Linked DNA regions of Homo sapiens: region 2 is linked to region 1. Evidence: chromatin contacts called from ENCODE Hi-C or POLR2A ChIA-PET data. All regions are on one chromosome and are shown on one strand. Each heading gives the region's core, a stretch centred on a gene start or an enhancer-like site at or near the end of the contact. The rest is flanking DNA. Distances are from core to core; before and after follow the strand shown. Region 1 overlaps LOC105374958 (a long non-coding RNA gene). Region 2 has its middle 390 kb from the start of LNC-LBCS.

Evidence for each region. A loop is a pair of places that touch in the nucleus more often than their neighbours do. ChIA-PET counts read pairs that join two places held with the same protein, here RNA polymerase II (POLR2A).
Region 2: a map of aorta shows a loop between it and region 1 (2.2-fold over the local background). The contact joins two enhancer-like sites. A Hi-C loop is called at or near these places in 1 of 168 maps with a recorded cell type or tissue (aorta). POLR2A ChIA-PET finds 5 or more read pairs at or near these places in 1 of 52 experiments (HCT116).

The regions. Positions count from the first base shown.
Region 1 is chr6:19,031,523-19,037,636 of GRCh38, reverse strand. The region is part of intron 3 of LOC105374958 (a long non-coding RNA gene); the gene reads right to left. Among named protein-coding and RNA genes, the nearest start is that of TRQ-CTG1-1, 200 kb to the right of the region's middle. Within about 2 kb of position 1,921, at least 2 of the 41 ENCODE cell types and tissues checked have a DNase peak (open chromatin) inside an H3K27ac peak, as active enhancers do.
Region 2 is chr6:19,416,469-19,422,735 of GRCh38, reverse strand. No RefSeq gene overlaps it. Among named protein-coding and RNA genes, the nearest start is that of LNC-LBCS, 390 kb to the left of the region's middle. Within about 2 kb of position 4,880, at least 5 of the 41 ENCODE cell types and tissues checked have a DNase peak (open chromatin) inside an H3K27ac peak, as active enhancers do.

The DNA of each region.
Region 1 (6,114 bases), core at 672-3,171:
GTAGTGAGCAGACAAATCTGCAAATATGAAATCTGTGAATAACAAGTGTTAAAGATGAAATATTTGTGCCCTGAATTGATAGGTAGGTCCCCTATCCCACAGTGTGGATGTATTTGGAGATGGGGCGTGTAAGGAAGTAACTAATGTTAAATAAAGTCCTAAGTGTGGGGTCCTGATCAGACACGACTAATTTCCTTATAAGGAAGAGACACTGGAGAGTTTTCTCTTTCTGCACCTCATGCTCTGAAGAAAGGACATATAAGGACACAGTGAGAAGGTGGCCATCTGTAAGACAAGAAAAGAGCCCTCACCTAAAGCCAGATTAGCCAGAACCTTGATCTTGGACTTCCCAGCCTCCAGAATTTTGAAAAAATACATTTCTGTTGTTTAAGCCACACAGTCTAGTATTTTGTTATGGTGGCCCAAAGCAGATGAAAACAGTAAGTACTGGTTGTACTATTGTAATTCCACTTTAAGAATAAGGAAACTTGGGCAAAGGGATGATACGTAACTAACACCTGACTTTCCTATCTACTGCTTAACGGACCTGGTTTCAAACCCATGCAGTCTGATTCCAGATGATATATTTTAAGTGCCAGAACACTATGCTAGACTACCTCCTTGAACTAGACCATGTGATGAGGCTGCCCTTCCCTTTTGCTCTAAATTGGTCTGTGAAATCATCAGGTTGAGCTCTGAAGCACACCTCTTCCTTTCCTGACAAAGCAGATTCTCTTTGTATCTCTCCAACTCCTCGATAGCTCAAGATATAAAAAGAGAACACCAACATGACACATTCTTTTTTAAAGCTGAACACCGCTTCCCCCAGCTGCCAACCAGCAGAGAGTCAATCTTCTCCTGGAAATTTCCTCCCGTTGACCATGTTGTATCCATTAACTAGGGAGAAAGTTTTCCCAGTACACTGTCCATATTACTGCATTGTCATAATTGAAACCATTAGGTTACATTCTTTCCATATGTGAGAGTGTAGCCAATGTGCCTCACTTGGTGATACTTCAGTTCCTTGGTTCTTAATGTGTTTTGGGTAATGGACCACTCTAATAATCTGAGGAAAGTTATGGACATATTGCCCCAGAAAAAAAAATGCACATGCAAAGTGATATAGGAGCTTTTGCATAAATTTCAGGGACTCAAAAACCAACAGAAGCCCACTCTCCCTTCCAAAAGCCCTTTCTCTAGTAATACTATTTCATTTACACAGAAAGGATAACAGCCTCTGTCTACAATCTATATAGTGATGACAACAGCAAATGGAAAATCTACGTTGGAAGACTTGGCATTTATGTGAAGCTGTGTTTCTGGCTACTGCAGAACCTCTTGTTACATTGTATCATGCTTATCTTCATGCTTAGCTTCATCAAGATGAAGCATTTCAATACTTCATCTTTATTCCCACAGTCCGTTAGCTGTTTCCAAGCCCTTCTCACTAAGAAACAGGGGCAAAGCACAACATGTACGTGAAAAGAAAGAAATGCTCTGCTTCCCTTTAGAGGGGCATTGGTTTCTGAACCTTGGGAAATGGGTGATGTTACCACACAGCCAGCCAAAGTTTCCAATGGCAACTGAAAGCAGAATAGCAAGAAACCAGTTCAACAGCTGACACCAAAATGCTTTTCCATATGTAAAGCCGTCTTAAACCCACAAGAGACACTGAGAATAAACTTTGTGCTTTCTTTTCTTTTTTGCTTAATACCAAATGGGTCAGGGAGAAGCGCTGGACGCTTTTAAAAATGTACTTATAATTTTGAATCCAAGCTGTGCAAGTACCCATTGGAGACAACTGTTCTCTCATGGCCTGCTTTGAATAAACAATCACAGCTCTGTGTGATATTACTTCTTAACCAGATTCTAGCATTGAGCTGTTGGCTCGCCATGGTTACTTGCATTCTAAACCAGTGGCTCCTTTTCCTTCCCCTTGGCTAAGATTTCTGCCTACTTGGCAGTGGCTCCCTCTCATTTGAACTTTTGCCCTCTTTTAATCTCCACCAAATTTTAGTCTAAAAGAACCTTTCACGGGCACCTTTTGTTACTCTGAGTTTCTTTCTCGTGTGAGAACCAGCTTAGGGAGCTGCTTACTGGAAAACACTCAAGGGCCTGTCTTCCTCCTCTGTGAAGCCAGCAGTGACAGGCTGTTTTGTGTATGTACTTTTCTCCCCCACTTTTTTTTTTTTTATTAAGGAAGCACAAGATGCAAGCTGTTTGCTGAAAACAAAATGTTTGCTTTCAAAAGCAAGGGAACACACACATATTTGCATATGTCCGTGTGGCTCCACTATTGTCTGACTCCAGGGCCACTCCTCTTTATTTCTCCAGCATATAGCTCTTTCAAAACTTATTTCAGATCAAAAGCCAAGCTAATGAAAAGTTTTAGTTCTTCCTAACTTCCCACACCAGTCACAATTCAGCAAGGCCTTCCAGGACCTCAACATCCATGGAGCCCAGTCCTCTTTCCAAAGAATAAACAACATTTCAACCCCTCCTCCCATTTGATGGTTAGACAATCTGCTTCCTATATAAATGGAGTCTGCCATTTTATTCAGAACCCCCGGCTTCATCCTGTTCATTCTCTGGATTCTCTCCTCAGCCTGGACTCATAGCCACTCAGCTTTGTGCTATTGTCCTCTCCTCACCCTAACTGTGCCTAACCACTAAGCTATATCAGTTCCTTTCCCAAAAGCAAATCCACTGTCTCTCTCTCTGCTTATTTTCCTGAGCCTCACAGCATGGGGATCTGTTCACCAGACAGCTGGAGTGTTGACTCCAGCTGGAACCCACCCTGATGCCTGGTAATTCAGTTCTGCAAATTCTCCTTTGCAAAATATTCTAGACCTCTCCTTTCTCTCTGCCACTCTCAATAATCTTCTTGCCTCTTGACTCAGAAGATAGGGGTTTACTGGCTCAAGCTACTAGTTTTTCCCACACTCACTCTTTTTTCACACCCTGGTAAATACTCAGAAGTTGCCATCCAGTCTTGGAGGGGAAGTGAAATTCCTCTTTCCCAAAGCCAATCCTATCTTTGTGAGCTCAGGCCTTCCAGATGCAAAGGGACTATGCTTTATATTTTCTTCACAGTCACAGCCATTTATTCCCAACCAACTCCTACTCTTCTGCCTTCAAACATACTTAAATGTTTGAAAAACAAAAACAAAACACTTCCGAGCAAGCTTTCTTGTTCCATATGCCCTTCTCACTACCATCCAACTTCTTCCCATCCTTATAACTCCACACTTGAATTGCCTGCATCTGTCACTTTTATTTCTTCATCTCACCTCGTCTACTCTCTTATCTCTCTTTTCTCACTTTCAGCTTCACCACCATTCTAAGAATTTTCTTATGAAGGCCATCAATAAAAATAAGGATGTTTCCTTCACCTTCAGTGTCTTTGTCTTCCATGCTGCAAATGGTCTACTTTTCATACAACTCTTGTTTTCTGTTCATCACATTCTCCTGATTTCCTTCTCCTTTTACGCCTACTGCTCCTTCAGCAGTTCCTCTCCCCAAGGCTCTGACCTTAACTCAGTTAAGTTTATCAAACATTTCTTGGACATTGACTCCAACAAAATGTGGAGTAACACTTTTTTTATTATCTGGAGATTTTAGCTCAAGCTTCAATTCTTTTCAAGTACACGTTGTGCTTTGCCCCTGTTTCTTAATGAGAAGGGCTTGCAAATAATCCTGAGGAGAATAGGAAATAGGCAGGGCTCTCAGGTACTTGGTTGCTAAAACATAGAAATACTTCTAGAGAACTGATAAGTAGCCACTTCCCTGAGCCCCACCATTCTACTGCCTTAGCCTCTTACCTGGAACCCCTTGATTTCCTAATGGCTCAGAAACTAAAAGATTAAATTCTAGATCATCAAGGCCTTTACAGAATACTGTTTCAACATTATGGTCTGAATCCATCTAATGACCTGCCATAGGAGCCATTAAACACACTCGCCATTAAACACATTGAGGACCACCACTGTCAATAAGTGCTTCTGTGTTCTAAAGAGCAGCCAGCAATCCTTCAAGTGTTTACTAAGGGGTGATCCAACTGGAACTTACTTCTCCCACTTACCTTTTCTATCTATCCAATGTAAGCAATGGACAGGAGTTCCTGAAAAGAGACGTAAGTTGGAAAGAATTATCTGCCTAGGGACAAGAGCTGTTACTAGGGGGAAATGCACATGAAGAAAAGGAAAGAGGGCTCTCCCCACCTAACCAAGTAAGGGGAGCTCTGAAAGAGACCTTTGTAGAGATTGTGGATGTCTGCAAAAGAAGAGACACCATATTGTCCTCTCCAATTGGATACTTTCAACTCGCAGACAGTTTTAGGTTTAGTCAGTACATCAGAGTTTGATGAGGGAGGCCTTGGGAGCACTTGACATTTAGGAGGAATTTATTTGTGTCCCCTGAAGTTTGACAGTGTACATAAAAATAGATACTGGTGTCTGCTGCCAAAGTGGAAAAAATCAGAAGATAAAAGGCTGGCTGGAGCTGTCTTCCATGGCAAGACAAGGAAGGGAGAGTGGAGCCTGGGGGCAGCAGACTACCCAGAGTCTGGCATGGAAATGAGGCATGAGTTTCCTTTAGTCCAAGTGAGCTTAGGCTGTCTCTATGGGATCCTACTTTAAAAAGTGCTGGGGGTGAGTGGATGCTAACAGGATGGATCCCTGTGGACAAAGACTGAAAGGATGTCACTCCAGGTCAGCTGGAAAGCACATTACCCATGTCATCAAATAATAACCTGGAACAATCTCAGTGAACAATGTTTAGAGATATTGGCTGAAGAACTCAAAAGGAAAATAAAGGGAGAAAAAAGAAAAGTTATCCATGACAGAGCAGTATTTAGAAGCCTGCTCTAATGGAGAACACACTAGGCATTTACTATCAGCCAAGAAAGAACTACAAAAAACAGCAGCTAAATAAAGGCTTGAAAGGCTAAGAAGGAAATCTGAAAGTTGAGAACATGGCCCCTCCCCTACTACAGGCCCAGAGCCATGGGTCTGGCTTGAGCTGTGAGAAGAAAGATATTCAAATCAAATCAGAAGTGAGACTGGAATTTTGGCTTAACCTTATCCAGAAATTTTACTTCCTGAAAGTGTTATATGTATCTAAACATTCTTATAATTGAACATTTCTAGGAAACTGTGGAATCGTCTCAGGAAATCAGATGAAGGAAAGAAAGATATGACCAGTCAGGTCAGAAAACAGGGATTAGAGAAAAATAAAGACATTTAATGTGTATATCCCTGCTCAATAACTAGTTATACATGTTTACAAATACCTAGTTTACTGATACACTTTTATTGTTAACTGCTGCTTTTTTGTTTATGTCTCTTCCAGTTGCAAGTGATGAAATCCTAACTCAAATAGGCTTAAGCAAAAGAGCTCACATAACAAAGATGTCTACAGGTATTTTAGATTCAGGAATAATCCAGGACCTCAAAATAATGTTATCAAGGCCCTGGCTTTCTTGTTATTTGAAATCCATTTGTCTCTGCTTGGCTTAATTTTGCATGCATATTCTTTCTCAGTTGTAGGCATGATGGATCATACCATGCCAGCTTAATAAATCTTGCACACATAAAAAAAGTGGGGTACCATAGCAGTAAATTTCCATTGAGTTCTCTAACTGACCTGTCTTGGATTCTGTCTTAACTCTAGAGCCTGTGGTATTCTAATTGGTGAAATGTACATCATATGCCCATTCCTGTGGTCAGAAAATTAGGGTCAGCCTCACATAAACCATGAGAAATGAGTTCCCCCAAAATAGGGGTTCTATTAAGAAGAGGGAATATTGAACAACCCAAAGATATTAAAACAAAGATAACAGAAATCCATTAGAATATCCTCATTTGTAGCTTCTTCCCGGTTATCACTCACTGTCTATTTCTCCTTTCAGTTCTGTCAGGTTATGCTTCATGTATTTTGGGGCCCTCTTATTAGGTGCACATGATTTTATTATCATAAAATGTCCTTTTTCTCTAGCAACAAATTTTGTTCTAAAGTCCATTTTGTCTGATATTAGCATAGCTAAAAAATGAGGTGAACAAGAAAGAAAACTAGATGATGGATTATATTTGGAGAGTGTTATTGAACAAATGAATA
Region 2 (6,267 bases), core at 3,631-6,130, 380 kb before region 1:
TGCCAACTTAGGCCCCTGACGTGTTAGGCCGAGAGACACATGATTCTAGGCACAATATTTGGATAATAATTTTATCTTTTTTCCCAGAAACCACCTGGGATTTTTTTTTTTTTTTCTGACACGGAGTCTTTGCTCTGTCGCCCAGGCTGGAGTGCAGCGGCGCGATCTCGGCTCACTGCAAGCTCCGCCTCCCGGGTTTACGCCATTCTCCTGCCTCAGCCTCCCGAGTAGCTGGGACTACAGGCGCCCGCCACCGCGCCTGGCTAATTTTTTGTATTTTTAGTAGAGACGGGGTTTCACCATGGTCTCAATCTCCTGACCTCGTGATCTGCCCGCCTCAGCCTCCCAAAGTGCAAGAAGTTCTTTCAAATGAATAAGAACAAAGATACAACATACCAGAATCTCTGGGAGACAGCTATGTCAGTGTTAAGAGGAAAATTTACAACACTAAACTGCCACATTAAAAAGTTAGAAAGTTAACAACCTAATATCAGAACTAAAAGAACTAGACAACCAAGGGCAAACAAATCCCAAAGCCAGCAGAAAACAAGAAATAACCAGGCCTGGTGTGGTGGCTCATGCCTATAATCCCAGCACTTTGGGAGGCCGAGGTGGGTGGATCTTCTGAGGTCAGGCATTCAAGACCAGCCTGGCCAACATGGTGAAACCCCATCTCTACAAAAAATATAAAAATTAGGTGGGTGTGGTGGCAGACGCCTGTAATCTCAGCTACTCAGGAGGCTGAGGCAGGAGAATTGCTTGAACCTGGGAGGTGGCGGTTGAAGTGAGCTGAGATCATGCCATTGTACTCCAGCCTGGGTGACAAGAGCAAAACGAACTGAAGGAGATTGAGACACAAAAAATCATGTCTCAATCAAAAGATCAACAAATGCAGGAGGTTTTATTTTTTTTTGAAAATATTAATTAAATAGACCACTAGCTAGACTGATAAAGAAGAAAAGAGAGGAGATTAAAATAAACACAATCAGAAACAACAAGGGGGATATTACCAAAACCCCACAGAAATACAAACAACTATCAGAGAACATTATGAACACCTCTATGCACATAAACTAGAAAATCAAGAAGAAATAGATGAGTTCCTGGACACTTAGACCCTCCCAAGACTGAACCAGGAAGAAATGGAATCCCAGGACAGATTAGTAATGAGTCAGTAATAATCATTGAAATTGAGTCAGTAATAAGTATCTTACCAACCAAAAAAAAGCCCAGGACCAGACAGATTCACAGCTGAATTCTACCAGATGTGAAAAGAAGAGCTGGTACCATTCCTGCTGAAATGATTCCAAAAAGTTGAGGAGAAGGGACTTCTCCCTAACTCATTCTATGAGGCCAGCATCATCCTGGTACCAAAACCTGGCAGACACACAACAAAATAAGAAAACTTCAGGCCATTTTTATCAATGAATATTGATGAAAAATCCTCAAGAAAATACTGGCAAACTGAACTGAGCAGCACATCAAAAAGCTTATTTACCACGATCAAGTAGGCTTTATCCCTGGGATGTAAGGTTGGTTCAACATATGCACATCAATAAATGTTATTCATCACATGAACAGAACTAAAGACGAAAAACCACATGATTATCTGAATAGACATAGAAAAGGCTTTCAATAAAATTCGACACCCCTTCATGTTAAAAACTCTCAAAAATCCTAGGTATTGAAGGAATATGCAGCAAAATAATAAGAGCCTTCTATGACAAAGCTACAGCCAACATCATACTGAGTGGGCAAAATCTGGAAGCATTCGCCTTGAAAACCAGCCAAAGACAAAGATGGCCTCTCTCACCACTTCTATCCAACATAGTATTGGAAATCTTGGCCAGGGAAATCATAAAAGAAAATAATAAAGGGCATCTAAATACAAAGAGAGGAAGTCAAACTATCCCTGTTTGCAGATGACATGATCCTGTAACTAGAAAACCCAGTAGTCTCAGCCCAAAAGCTCCTTAACCTGATAAACAACTTCAGCAAAGTCTCAGGATACAAAATCATTATGTAAAACTCACTTGCATTCCTGTACACCAACAACAGTCAAGCTCAGAGTGAACTCAGGAACACAATCCCAGGCCCAACTGCCACAAAAAAACAAAAACAAAAACAAAACAAAAAACAAACCCAACAACAACAACAACCAAAAAAAAAAAACCCTAGGAATATAGCTAACCAGAGAGGTGAAAGATCTATACAAAGATAATTAAAAAACATTGTTCAGAGAAATCAGAGATGACACAAATGGAAAAAGATTCCATGTTCATGGATAGGAAGAATCAATATCATTAAAATGGCTATACTGACCAAAGCAATGTATAGACCAATGCCATTTCTATTAAACTACCGCTGACATTCTTTACAGAACTAAGAAAAAAACTATTTTAAAATTCATATGGAGTCAAAAAAGAGCCTAAATAGCCAAGGTAATCTTAAACAAAAAGAACAAAGCTGGAAGCATCATGCTACCCAAATTCAAACAATACCACAGGGCTACAGTAACCAAAGCAGCATGATGCTGGTATAAAAGCAGACACATAGACCAATGAAACAGAATAGAGAACCAGAAATAAGGCTGCACACCTGCAACTGTTTAATCTTCAACAAACCTGACAAAAACAAGCAATGGGGAAAGGATTCCCTAATCAGTAAATGGTGTTAGGATAACTGATTAGCCATATGCAAAAGATTGAAACTTAACCCCTTCCCTTCCCCATATAAAAAAAATTAACTCAAGATGGATTAAAGACTTAAATGTAGAACCTAAAACTATAAAAACCCTGGAAGATAGCCTAGGCAATACCATTCTGGACACAGTAACAGGCAAAGATTTCATGATGAAGGTACCAAAAGCAATTGTAACAAAAGCAAAAATTGATAAATGGGATCTAATTAAACTAAAAAGCTTCTGCACAGCAAGGGAAACTATCAACAGGATGAACAGACAACATATATAATGGGAGAAAATTTTTGCAGTTTCTAATATCCAGCATCTATAAGGAACTTAAACAAATGTGCAAGAAGAAAAGAACCCCAATGAAAAGTGAGCAAAGGAAATGAACAGACACTTCTTAAAAGAAGACATACATGTGGCCAACATGCATATGAAAAACAGCTTCTATATCACTGATCATTAGAGAGATGCAAATCAAAACCGCAATCAGATACCATCTCACACCAGTCAGAATGGCTATTATTAAAAAGTCAAAAAATAGCAGATGCTAGCAACATTGTGGAGAAAAAGGAATGCTTATACACTGTAGGTGGGAGCGTAAATTAGTTCAATCATTGTGGAAGACAGTGTGGCAATTCCTCAAAAACCTAAAAACAGAAATATCACTCAACTTAGCAATCCCATTACTGGTATATACCCAAATGAATATGAATCCTTCTGTTATAAAGATACATGCCAGCATATGTTCATTGCAGTGCTATTTACAATAGCAAAGACATGGAATCAACATAAATGCCCATCAATGATAGACTGGATAAAGAAAATGTGGTACATATACACCATGAAATACTATGCAGCCATAAAAAGTACAAGATCATGTCCTTGGCAGAAACATGAATGGAGCTAGAGACCATTATTCTTAGCAAACTAACACAGGAACAGAAAACCAAATAACACATGTTCTCACTCATAAGTGGGAGCTAAATGAGAACACATGGACACATAGAGGGGAACAACACACACTGGGGCTGATCAGAGGATGAAGGGTGGGAGGAGAGAGAGGAAAAATAACTGATGGGTACTAGGCTTAATACCTTGGTGACAAAATAACCTGTGCAAGGAACCCCCATGACACAATTTTCCCTATATAACAAACCTGCACAAGTACCCCTAAATTTAAAATAAAATTATGAAAAAAGACATATGAACATATTTTACTGGATTCTTATAATATACCTCTTTGAGATAGGTAGGTTAGATACAATTATCACCATTTAGAAAATGAAGATACAAGCTCAGACATGAGGATTTTTTGTTTAGCCTACTAATCAGGATAAGTTTTAGAAACTGCTCTGGTACCAAGCTAGATATTTTATTTTGAGTTCTAATTTTTTGTTTTGTTTTGTGTTTTTTTTTTCTGCCTTGTGATCATGAAAAAAAGACACATAATTATTTCAGCTTAGGCTAATACAGTAATTGTACATTTTTTTCCAAGAAAGTCTACACCTATTTTAATATCCTGATTGTTCCTTCATATAGTATTCTATCAACCTCCCTCAGATTTCCATTTCAGTTATCTTCTGGGAGAAAGACAGAAAAAGAGACAGAGAGATAGAGAGGCTGGTGAGAGAGAGGGGGAGGGAGACAGAGAGAGACAGAGACAGAGAGACAGTTGGTTTTCATATATTTCTGGAGTATGTTTCTTATGTATGTAAGATAGGCCTATTCACTTGTGCAGGGATGAAGTACTTTATTTAAAATAAAATAAAAAAAAACTTTGCCCATCCTCTTGCATGAGGACAAGCTTTGTGTAATGTCTTAACCACTATAGGTTGCTTATACCTGTGAAATTTGCATATTGGTATAGGTCTTCATTTCCTGTACACTTTAACAAAAATTGGCATAGATTAGTCAGTGCCATTTGGTGTCTTTATTCTACCTTGTTAGAATTAAGCTGGAGGGGGGAGTAAACAGTAATTTGTTGGGGTAGAGTTGTTGGTAGCACTAACATTAATATGAGGCCTTCTCTTTCAGTTCTAATCAAGTCATTTTGGACCTCTTACTTCTGAGAAAACTGCTTCTGTATATGAGTTGAATCATCTTTCTAAGGTCATTCATAGGTCACCTGTTGCTCACAAAGAAGAAATGCACTGTATGAAACAGCTAAGGTGATTCACCTGGGCATATGCTAAGCACAAATCAACAGAGGAAGAGGCCAGATTCCTGTAAGAATTGGGTTTCTAATTTCTTTTCAGTATATAAACATAGGTAGTTATTATATTGTTTCAGACTTTTCTTTACAACAAATTGTCTTCTTGATTTTCAGAGTATTTAAGAATCTTAAAATAGAAGAAAGAAAACTAGAATTTAAATATTTTAATAAACAACCATGTCTAGGTAGGGCACAGTGGCTCATTCCTGTAATCCTAGCACTTTGAGAGGCCAAGATGGGCAGATCACTTGAGGTCAGGAGTTTGAAACCAGCCTGGCCAACAGAGCAAAACCCCATCTTTACTAAAATACAAAAAAATTAGCCAGGCGTGGTGATGCACACATGTAGTCCCAGCTACTCAGGAGGCTGGGGCAGGAAAATCACTTGAACCCAGGAGGTGGAGATTGCAGTGAGCTGAGATCGTGCCACTGCACTCCAGCCTGGGTGACAGAGTGAGACTCTGTATCCAATAAATAAATAAACAAATAAACAAACAAACAACCATCTCTAAAACTTCTTTTTATGATAACAGGTTGTGGCAGATTAAAGACAGGCAGGTGTTCTTAGGAACTCCTTTCATGAAAAGGTGAACCCTATTACTCCTCCTTTGCATTTTGGTAGGCCCTATAACTGCTTAGTGGATAGAATATGATGGCAATGATGTTCTGTCAGTTTTCAAGTCCAGGCCTGAAGACACTGGTAGTTATCCATGGTAGTGGGAATTCTAAGTTGTCCTCCAAAATTTTACCTCATAGAGTGCATGCCTCATTCTGTAGACTTCTCTTGATTTGGGATGAGACCTATGACTATGACATATGTCACTTCAGGAATTATGCTACCTTATATGGCAATGGCCAAGGCATTTCTGGATGTAATTAAGATCTCTAGTAAGTTGGCTTTGAATTAATGAAAGGGACTTTATCTTGATTAGGTTAGAACTAGTCAGGTGGTCCTTTTAAAGAGGGCTAGGTCTTTGCAACAAATAGTGCTGGAACAACTGGATATCCAAAGAATGAAGTTGGACCCCTTCCTCACACCATACACAGAGATAAACACAAAGTGGATTTTAGACCTAAATGCAATGGCTAAAACTATAAAACGCTTAGGAAACATACAGTAAACATCATGAACTTGGGGCAGGCAATAATTTCTTAGATACAACATCAAAAGCAAAGTAGCAAAAGACCAAAAAAGATAAATTGTACTTCACCAAAATTAAAATTGTAATGATTCTAAGGATATAATCTAGAAAGTGAAAAGTCAACCAATTAAATTGGGAAAATATTTGCAAATCATATATCTAGCAAGAAATGTATTCATAATATATTTTTAAAAAACCTGTGGAAACTCAGGAATTGAAATAACA